Regions from separate parts of the Homo sapiens genome. Here region 1 is linked to region 2. Evidence: read pairs that join two places in POLR2A ChIA-PET (ENCODE). Cell type or tissue: PC-3. All regions are shown on one strand. Each heading gives the region's core, and the rest is flanking DNA. Links, peaks and the distances in the headings are about the cores only.

Region 1 (5,383 bases), core at 105-5,104, 72 kb after region 2:
CTCCTCCCCTAAAGCAAGCCATAAAAGAATTTTCTGCCCTTCCCATGAAGCAGGGCATAAGACCCTCATTCCAGAGGTGCCCTCCCTACACCCAGAGAAAAACAATCTCCTTGTCTCTGAAGACACAGGGAAGAATCTGAACAAACAGGCCTTGCCAACTTCCCTCCAGTTTCATGCCAGCTAGATCGTACCCCTTTGTCCTGTCATACCTCTGAAAGACTGTCCATTCTTTATCAAACCTAAGCATAAAAATACAGAGGTTTCCCTGTGTCTTGGGGTCTACACTTTCTTATGAAGGCTGCTGTGTCATGTAAAACTTACAATAAATACATCTGTATGTTTCTCTCTTGTTCATCTGTCTTTTGTTATAGGGCCCTCAGCCATGAAACTTTCCGTAGGTGAAGAAAAGATTTTACTTGTTCTCCCTTACAAAAACCACCAGCAAGATTTAAGGATGAGAAAAGGCTGCTGGAAAATACGATAAATCTTGATAACTCTGGAAAGTTGGAAAGCGGGTGAGGAATATATGGGAGTTTCTTGTACTTTCTAATTTTGAATAGCCTGGAAATTCTCATAATAAAAAAGTCTGCCAACGATATGGGGGTGGATTCTACAAACAAAACACACAACAGCACCCCAGGCAAACTGTTAAAAACATCGGTAGCTATCATCAACATTTATTTTCCCTATCTGCTTTGACCATCAGATCAACAGATCTTTAAGGAAAAATCTCATCCTCGTGAAATGAACAAACACGTTACATCCATAATTCCCAAAAGGCTTCTTGAGAATCCATTTCTAATTGGAGGTCCTTTTGAAAAAGATCTCCATTTCCAAAAATCCAAAACTACATTAATCGGGGTAGGGGAGTGGGATAAAGATGCAAATTTGGATTAAATGCTGCAGATAACGACCGCTCTGAGATTCTAATTACAAAGCTAGAGTGAGAGTGAGATGACACCTTCAAACATCCAGCGCTGGTCCACAGGCGAGGTGTTCCCTGCCACATGAGGATGAAGAGGACACCGCCCTGCTGTGTGGATGGAAGCACACCAGGTGGAAGACGCAAGAGCTGCTCTGACACTTTGGAAATACTAGAGCTGTCCTTCCCCTCCTGACATCTGCACCTCTGGGATCACACCAGGGGTCACTCCTAACCAAGGTCTCTGCTCACCTAGGGGCAACAGGTGCTGTAGGGGAGGAGGTAGGGCCTCCCAACGTTCCCCAGTGACTTCAGGAGAATGACTCTCAGTGTGGTGCAATAACCACCCATTAGAATCAACGGCGTGTCTTGTTAAAAATGCAAATTATTGGGCTTCCATCCCGGACCTGCTGAATCAGAGTCTCTGGGGGTGGGTTCCAGGCATCTGCAGTTCTAACAAGCATCCCTGATGATTCCTGTTCCCACTAAAGTTTGGGAACCACTATTCTGAGGTGTGTGTCCAAAGCGGGGGTCCTTAATGCTCTCAGTGCAGTGTGCCACCAAATGCATCCTCAAGGGTTTCCTCTCCATCCCAGCTACTCAGGGATAAACAAGGTGCCCTGACGGGAAATGGGAAGTATATTAGCACTGCAGCCATCTCATGGTCTCTAACCACCTGACCAATTTCACTAAAATGTTAAATTTACACATCATATTAGGTCATGAATACAGTATAAACACGAGCAGATAACAAGAAATGTGCAAATGTGAAATTCAATGCTGAAGTACTGCTAGAAATTATATCAGAACCACCCTTCAAAAATAAATGTTTTCAAGTTTAATTGAATAATACTAATAGTTAATATCTAATATATTGAAATCAGCTGTGTAAATAGTGTGACATGAATTTTGCATCTATATCATCTACAAGATTTTTGAAGTTTTATTCTAAGGGTAGGGAGTCCATTTTGGATTTGTTTATGCTTTTCAAAAATATAATCAAACCATGTGAATCTTTTTAAAGAAACAAAAGTTCGCATGAGCACCACATCTCAAAGACAGAAAAAAAAAATCAGTCATTTAAGAACTGTAAAGCCCATTGTGTTAACTCCCCTTATCAAAAGGGGAAAAAGAGCTACAGTAGCTGGCTCATTGTATTGAGTCATTCCTGGATCAGTTAAGCCTGCAAGTTGGGTTAAGTTTAAATGGAGCCTTGTAGCAAAGCCAGAGACGAAGAATGATGCAGATCCTGTGTAAGCTAATAAAAGAGTCTCCATGAATAGCCTTATTGTAATCCTGTCATGCAGATTCTCCCTTGAAATTCTATGCCTTTCTTCAGATCATTTGATTATCAAAGAGGCAAGAAAACCTGAACCAGAGGAAACTCAAATCTGTTACAATTATGTAAGAGTTTTTAATGGCACATTTGCTTGAAGTTTTGTTGCTGTAGTTGTTGCTGTTTTTAAGAGTGACCCAATTGTGTTGGATGTGCTGGGCTGGGGTTATAAGGATGCTGTCCATGTCACAACTGAGTTTATTTCCTTGCTATTATTCATTCAGATACCCCTGGTCTGAAAAAGGGAGTCTGACAAATTTATCAGCACCTTCCTCACTTGCAGTTGGTTACAAAGCTCAGAGAAGCTGCAGTCATTCTCTTTGCCCTAAAGGGACTGGGAGGACAGGCAGGGAAGAATGTCAGTGAGACAGCTGAGAAGGCACCTGCACTCCCTCTCCAACCCAGAGAGATGCAACCCATGCACTCTCAACTCTGTCTTTCAGGGGCCCTTTCTAGAGACAGGCACCAAATGTGAAGCACTAGCAAAAATTCTACCACTACTAAAGGTAATCAGCTTGACTTTGCTTAATTAAAGGTTGACAGCATCTTTCAAAGCACTGACTTTTGTTTGTTTGGGTTTTGTTTGTTTTGAGGCAGGGGAGGGAGACACAACTCATGACAAATAATATTCTCATGCACAACCACCATCGGCATGCCCTGATTTTGACAAATAAAACTCTGGGGAGAGGTAAAGCACAATACAACTTCCTAGTTCTCACAACTGTTCTGTCAGAAGGATCACCCTCTTCCTTAGACTGATCACTGGCTCAGGCAGTATCAGCAGCTGACAGGTGAGGCAGAGTTTAGACACTGGTGTTTCCCTGCCTTTCCTGAAGGGAAGAAACGACATGATGCTATTCCAGGCATTACTTTTAGTGCTCTCTAACTTGTATTTTTAAAGTAAATCATTTATAAACTTCAGTGTTTTATGGTTAGTAAAAGTTACCTGTGTGGTTAATTCAACTCATTAGGGCCCTGATGTGGAAAACTGGCACAGCCCCAGCAAGTCTGCTAACTGGACCACTCCCAGGGGAAGGGTGTGCTGGGTAAGTACTCACTTCTGAAGTTTAGCCACTTGCTTATGCAACATACATTTTCCAAAACATACATTTTCATGGTGAAAAAAAAATTCTGTCAAGTTTGTTATTGTTGTTTTTAAATCCACCCAGGCATTTTATTATTTTTATTTTTTGTTTTTATTTTTTGAGATGGAGTCTCACTCTGTTGCCCAGGCTGGAGTACAATGGCATGATCTCAGCTCACTGCAACTTCCATCTCCTATGTCAAGCGAGTCTCCTGCCTCAGCCTTCCAAGTAGCTGGGACTACAGGCCTGCACCACCACACCCGGCTAATTTTTGTATTTTTAGTAGAGACAGGGCTTCATCATGTTGGCCAAGCTAGTCTCGAACTCCTGACCTCAGGTGATCTGCCCACCTCAGCCTCCCAAAGTGCTGGGATTACAGGTGTAAGCCACCACACCTGGCCAACCCAGGCATTTTAAATAGGCATCCTGTTGCTAGAAAATCTGTATTGGCTAGTGCAAGATATCTGGAAGCAGCTTTCAACGTGCTTTACAGAAAGAAAAAACAAATTAGAAGACTTCAATACTTAGAGTACTTTACATGCAAAGAAGATCTATTAGATAATTTTAAGAGGAAAAGACATGGTAAGAAAGGAAATATGAATTAGAATCCTACTGCAATCATAGCAAAAGGAAATCCACTCTCAGGCTGAAGATGGAGGCGTTCTACATTATAAACTCTGTTAGCACTAGTTACATCTCTGGCTTTAATCTGCCTAATTAACACCCCAGTTTCTCTTCACCATTTCTCCCAGGAGTACAATCTTTAAAATCTGTCAGATTAATAGACTGCTGTGACAACACTTTTTAGGAGGTGGACACCATAATTATTTACATTTTTAAAAAAAGAATCTTTTTGCTCTAGAATAAATAATGTGTTAAGTAAAAGGGGAAAGAGCACATCTATTTTCAACATTACAGGCAACTAACTGCACTATGCTCTAACCAGGAGCTTGTTTTTTCCTTAAAAATCAAAATAAAGGGTTTAATTTTTAATTAAATAAAAGCATATTACCAATCCTAAACAGTTCTGCCATAATTGAGAAGAAATTATACCCAATCGAGAGAGATCTTTCCAAAGTAAAAATCAGTGTAGACTGAGTTTAAGAATGTGACTTCCTGGGGCTTAGGTGTTCCAGTTACAAGGATTATTGTTGTTTGCTTTAAAGAGCAGTCCTTTCTCCAGGTGACCGCAGAGAACCCAGAGGGGGCCACCGTGGCACAGGCATCGGTTGCTGTCCTGATTATGTGTCCGTCCCATCCTCATTCCAATGATGTTTTTGTACCGTTTGTGAAATCATTTCTTTAGAATTGTGTTAAAATGCTTGACATGAAAAAATAATACAACTGAAAATATTCCATTTAATCCTGCAATTATATAGTTTTACTGCATTTCTAGTATTTCTCATAAGGAACAAGTGAGAGTTTTGAATACAAATGTTTTTGGGGATGGAGTCTTGCTCTATCACCCAGGCTGGAGTGCAGTGGTGCGATCTCGGCTCACTGCAACCTCTGCCTCTCAGGTTCAAGCGATTCTCCTGACTCAGCCTCCAGAGTAGCTGGGATTACAGGTGCGCAGCACCATGCTCAGCTAATTTTTTGTATTTTTAGTAGAGACGGGGTTTCAGCATGTTGGCCAGGCTGGTCTTGAACTCCTGACCTCAAGTGATCCACCCGCCTCAGCTTCCCAAAGTGCCAGAATTACAGGAGTGAGCCTGTAACAAATCCTTTTTTATTTTTAACAAAGTGCTGGGAATAGCACGAAACATAAAATTGGAGACCCTTTAAGTAAAGAGTGAGTTTTAAAGAAGAAAAATGGAACATAAAAAAGTTTATGTGAAGGACATCAGTAACTCACAGTAGCATTTTCATTTTTGAAAATTCAGGTTTATTTCCAAGATCCAGGTAGTGGGGAACCCAGAGATATAAGGCTTACACTTGGCACCACTTTTACCTATGAGGTAACTGTTTATTTCAAAAGCACAGACAAAATGGCTAAAATGACAAGCAGAGTTTTTAACATACTCAGAGTGCTGGGGGAAA
Region 2 (5,375 bases), core at 376-5,375:
AAAAAAAAAAAAAAAGAAAGAAAGAAAGAAATATGAAGGCCCATGTCAATGCCATGAATAAATCTTATTTTATTTAATATTTATTTAAAAGAATTCGCAATAAAAACACATCTTCATTGGTTTAGCGTTGTTGTAAAGGAATACCAGGGATGGGTTATTTATAAATAAAAAAGGTTTATTTGGCTCATGATTGTGATGTCGACAAAAGTTTGAGTTTGGGCGTCATCTGGCAAGGGCCGCAGGCTGCTTCCACTCGTGGCAGAAGGTGAACAGGCGCAGGTGTGTGTGGAGATTACATGGAGAGACAGGGAAAGAGAGGGAGAGAGAGGGAGGGAGAGGGAGCCAGTGCCAGGCTGTTTTTAGCAACCAACTCGCATGGGAACTAACAGAGCAAGAACTCACTCATTACCTTAAGGAGGGCGCCAAGCCATTCGTGAAGGACGCGCCCCCAGGACCCAAGCACCTCCCACCAGTTCCCACCTCCAACACTGGGGCTCAAGCTTCAACATGAGGTTTGGGGGACAAACAACCAAACTATAGCAAACACATTGAGAGCATGTCCAATAAGACGACTGAAGTTTGGGATAATGCTGCACCTTGGTCTGGGTTCTTAGTGCAGACTCTAATACAAGTGAGGTTCTAAAATTCACACACCCTCTGTCCATCCATCCCATCGCTGGGATATTCACTAGGATAAAATTGTGATTTATCATGAGCTTGAGCTAGAACAGCCAACACCTAGATTTCCTTAAATCTGTTTCTATTTCTTGCTCATTCCTCCTTTTCCATGCAAATTCTTATTTGTAGTAAGTAGCGCCACTCTTTTCCAGACCCCAGGTGTAATTAACTGTAGCAAAATGTGGTAAAAGACCGTATTTGTGGCTCTGAATATTAAAATCCAAAGGTGACCAGAAAATAATTGTTAACAGTTCTGGGTGGTTGTGCCAGAAAAATGACTCTGGCTCAGGAGGTGACATTTTTCAGACAGTGGTAAGGGAGGCTCGGTGATCCATTTGGTTCTGATGTTTAGGATAGGAGAGTGATCCTGGAGACTACATAGGATTTGGTTTTTTTTTTTTTTTTTTTTTTTAAAGTTCCATACCAAAATGTAGGCCTGTGGATGCTGATGGAACTCCAGGTAACACAGTGCCCAAAGTAGGCGTTTGTGTGCTTAGGTTACCACTGGGTCATAAAACAGCCACGTGGCAACTCCAGCCTTGGCTCGGGAGTTTGGTATAAGAGGAAAGTTGGTGGCTTTGCATTGGGTGCATGTTCATGTTTCGCCTGGATCATATCATTGTTCATCTTCCCCATTGAAGGCCCACCCCACAGGTAGTTTTTGCACTTTTTGATCTTGGCACCAGCAAAGCTGTTGCACGTGAGACACAAGCTTTAAGGTGGGAACCTGACGTAGGTCTTCAGTGGCCCAAATCAGGAAAGGAGTCGCTTCCCTGACCCGGGCACAGTTAAATAGATCCACAGCCCAGTGTGGACAACTTACTCTAGTTGACAACATGTGGTGGAGAAAAGGCCAAGGTTTCCTGAACAGCATATCTCTTCTAGAAAGAGCAATACTTCCTAAAAGTGCTGAGGTTGCCACAGTTGAAAAGTTCAGAAAAATGAAATTCAAGTGTAAATTTGTATGAAAGAGAGGGAGAAGGGTTCTTCCAGGAACCATTCAGAAAATGATGAGATAAATCACAGACTGAGAGAAAGTAGTTGCAGGACACATAATCTTCCAAGGACTTCTATCCAAAATATTTCAGAACTCTTACAAATCTCATAAACAAGCAAGCCATTAAAAATGGAAATTCAGAGGCTGAAGAGAGACAATCACTTGAAGACAGGAGTTAGAGACCAGCTTGGGCAACATAGTGAGACTCTATCTCTAAAAAAAGTTTTAAATAAAAGTTTAAAACAATTTTAATTTAAAAAATTGGAATCAGAAAATAGAAGAAGATATACATATGGCCAAAAAGCACATGAAAAGATCCTCAACATCATCATCAGAAAATGTTAATTACCATGTTAGGGTATCTTCATATCCACTAGAATGGCTAAAATTGAGAAGATCAGTGTATTAAGTGCTGACAAAGATATGGAGCAACTGAAACTCTTTTTTTTTTTCCAGACAGGGTCTCGCTCTGTTGCCCAGGCTACAGTGCAATGGCACAATCATGGATCACTGCAGTCTCAACCTCCTAGGCTCAAGCAATCTTCCCACATCAGCCTCCTGAGTAGCTGGGACCACAGGTGCGCACCACCAGACCCCACTGATTTTATTATTTTTACTTTTACGGAATCAGGGTCTCTGTATGTTGCCAGGACTGGCTAAAACTCTTACATCTTGCTGGTAGGAATAGAAAATGGTACCCCCATATTGAAAAACAGATTGGCCACTTCTTATAAACATAGACTTACAATACCGTTCATGTGTTCCATTTCTAGACATAGTAATAAAAACATGTTTGCATAAAAAGACTTGTATGCAAATATTCACAGAAGCTTAATTCACAAAAACCAACACTTGGGGGTTAAAAATAAAATTGCCCAGATGTCCATCAACAGGTGAATGGAAAAACCGTGGAATGTTCATACAATAGAAACTCTACCGCTCAGCCGTAAAAAAATGAACTTGACACACACCCACATATGATGACTCTCAGAAACATCACTCTGAGGGCAAAATAAGCTGGACACAAAAGAATTCATGCCGTATGACAACATTGACATGAAGTTCTAGAGTTGGCGGAACTAATCTCTGGTGATAGAAATCAGATAAGTCGTTGCCTGGGGCAGGGGTTTGGAGGGAAAATTGCAAAGAGCACAGGAGAACCTTATGTGGAAATGTTCCATGTCTTGATTGGCATGGTGGTTACGCGGTTGTACATATTAGTCAAAATTCACTGAAGCATACACTTAAAATGTGTGCATTTTATTGCATGTAGCTATACCTCCACAAAGACGGTTAACTCACACACAAAGAACTTCTTCAGAATTAGTCACCTGTGGACTACTCTGTCACGCATTGGCAGGTCTTCATGTGGCTGTCACAGAAATCGGTTCCAAGATTTAGCAACCACACAACCATAATAACACTGAACAGGACTCATTTTTATTGGGTTTTGATATACTCATCTTGGAAGTCAGGAAGTTACTTTGAATTTTCAACAGATTCTGAATTTAACCTCAAAAATACTTTTAAGCGTAACTTTGTATTTTCCATGCAGTGGTGCTATGCCTTGGAGAAACTACTGATTTGGTGTCAGTTCCCCAGAAAAGAGCATTTTAAAAAGAGAAAGACAGCCTGATCAACATAGTGAGACCCCATCTCTACAAAATATTTTTTTAAAATTAGCTGGGCATGGTAGTTCACGTCTATAATCTCAGCTACCAGGGAGTCTGAGGCAGGAGAATCTTTTCATCCCAGGAATTTGAGGCTGCACTGAGCTACAACAGTGCCACTGCACTCCAGCCTAGCGACAGAGCAAGACTGTCTCAAAAAAAAAAAATCAGTAAAAACAAAAGAAGAAAAATGTAAGGTATTGCATTACAGAGCTGTGCATGATCAACTTTTTGCTTCAGTTTACATAGCATTTTCTATTTGAAACAATGCTTTGAAAATATCTACAAATGCCAGGTTATCAGTCTGTCATAATTTTTTTTAAAAAAGAAAGAGCTAAGAACACTCAATTCTCTTGATCATGATCCAGCCAAATCAGGCTCACACATATCCTGCCGTGTGTTCAACTTCCTTCTGTTCCTGCCCTTTCACCACCAAACAAGAAGGTAGTCAATCCAGAAAGGGTGTATCATGTTTTTTAGGAATCTCATCTTATTTTTTCACCAACCCTCACAAATCACTCCAAAGGTAAATATGACAGGGAATTACAGAAAGGTAGTTGTGAAAAGGTAAGTATGGCCAGGAAATTCCAAGGTGGCCTGAGAGACAACTGGGCTGTGGCTGTGACTCAGCTCCAGTTGCAGAAGTACCTGTTTTACTCTGTGGAGGATGTGTCTGTGCTGTGTGAACAGTGCCATCCCCCTTCCCTTCTCTTCTAGGCACTACCCCCACCAGGAAGCCCATCAGACAATGGCCCAAGCACATTCCGATGGACAAGTTTGAGGCTCAACAAATTCATTGTCAACAACTAGGAAGATGGAATAAAAATCAGATGTCCAAGTCTAGATTGGCGAGTTGAAATAAAAACAATCCTATTACACATCACCCAATGAAAAAAAATTACCCAAGCCATGGTCTACCCAGCATTTTTGTTCATTGTGCGAGGTGTTTGGCAAAGTGTACCAAGATTTTTAAAAATTCCTATCAATTTACCAACTACTTCCTCTTCTAGTAATTTATCCTAAGTAAATCAGTAGAGATTTACTTAGGTTCATGTACAAAATATCCTATGCAGAATATTGTCTATTGACAGTATCCCAACTATCCGACAATATGGATAATTGTAAAATAAATTATACCAATAAGATAAAATACTATTCATGCAAAACTAAATGTGTGGTCTTCCCCTCTGAACCTGTCCTCCCCAATGCATGGCAATAAAGTATAGTGCGTACACTGTAGTTCTGAAGTTAGACTGACTACACGCAAATCCTGGCTTTGGAACATTCTAACTGTGTGACACTGGACATTTACTTAACTTACCTAAGCCTCGGTTTTCTCTTGTGAAAATAATAAGGCTACCAGAGAATTCAGTAAAATAATTAATGAAAAATGCTGACACATAATAAAGGCTCAATAAATGTTCCATGGTGAACAGCTCTATGAAAACCTATTTCCAAAGTCCAAAGAAGCTGAGGGGACAAAGAAAAAGGCTGACACATCCGATTTCTCAGTAAGAAATGTTTAACAGGGACTTGCAAACAGAAGCCCTGTCCCCAGAGGCTGTGGGATGAGTTGGTGGATTTCTGAGCCATTACCCTGCAGACCCAGAGCTTATGTACCACAGGTGAGGAATGTGTAAGACAGGCGAAGTGGACCCCTGAGAGACAGGTAAGAATTCTATTTGAATCTGCCTAAAGGCAGGATTTCTGATCAAGATCATTTTGACCTAAGAGCAGGATTTACAGTAACAGTAAAGTAGAGATCTCAGAGGCATTCCCAGAACACAGGTTAATCGGAAGTCCACATAGCTGATTCGCATCCAAGATGGAGTAGCTTTAGCCTCCACAGAGTTGCTGCTGGTAACTTTGGTTACACACAGAAATCACCTGGGATACTTTAAAAATACTGCTGCTTGGCTTCCATACCCAGAAATTCTGATGTAACTTGTCTGAGATGGAGACTCAGCATCCAGATCTGTCAAAGCTCCTCTAGTAGGTTCTGATTCTAGTCATGAGAGAGTCACTCACTT

The links. ChIA-PET counts read pairs that join two places held together with the same protein. Peaks named below come from ENCODE experiments on the same cell type or tissue, not always from the same donor. Only the 100,000 strongest peaks of a DNase experiment are listed, where the experiment ranks them.
Region 1: POLR2A ChIA-PET joins it to region 2 with 5 read pairs; 1 of 35 experiments calls an interaction of 5 or more read pairs at or near these places.

What each region holds. Positions count from the first base shown.
Region 1 is chr13:20,439,949-20,445,331 of GRCh38, forward strand. The region is part of intron 3 of CRYL1 (crystallin lambda 1); the gene reads right to left. Among named protein-coding and RNA genes, the nearest start is that of MIR4499, 8.8 kb to the left of the region's middle. In PC-3, for the core only: no CTCF peak of the experiment used is centred there; a DNase peak (open chromatin) is centred at 2,143; H3K4me3 peaks cover 886 bases; H3K27ac peaks cover 3,388 bases.
Region 2 is chr13:20,367,254-20,372,628 of GRCh38, forward strand. No RefSeq gene overlaps it. Among named protein-coding and RNA genes, the nearest start is that of MIR4499, 64 kb to the right of the region's middle. In PC-3, for the core only: no CTCF peak of the experiment used is centred there; DNase peaks (open chromatin) are centred at 2,828 and 3,948; H3K4me3 peaks cover 1,323 bases; H3K27ac peaks cover 3,331 bases.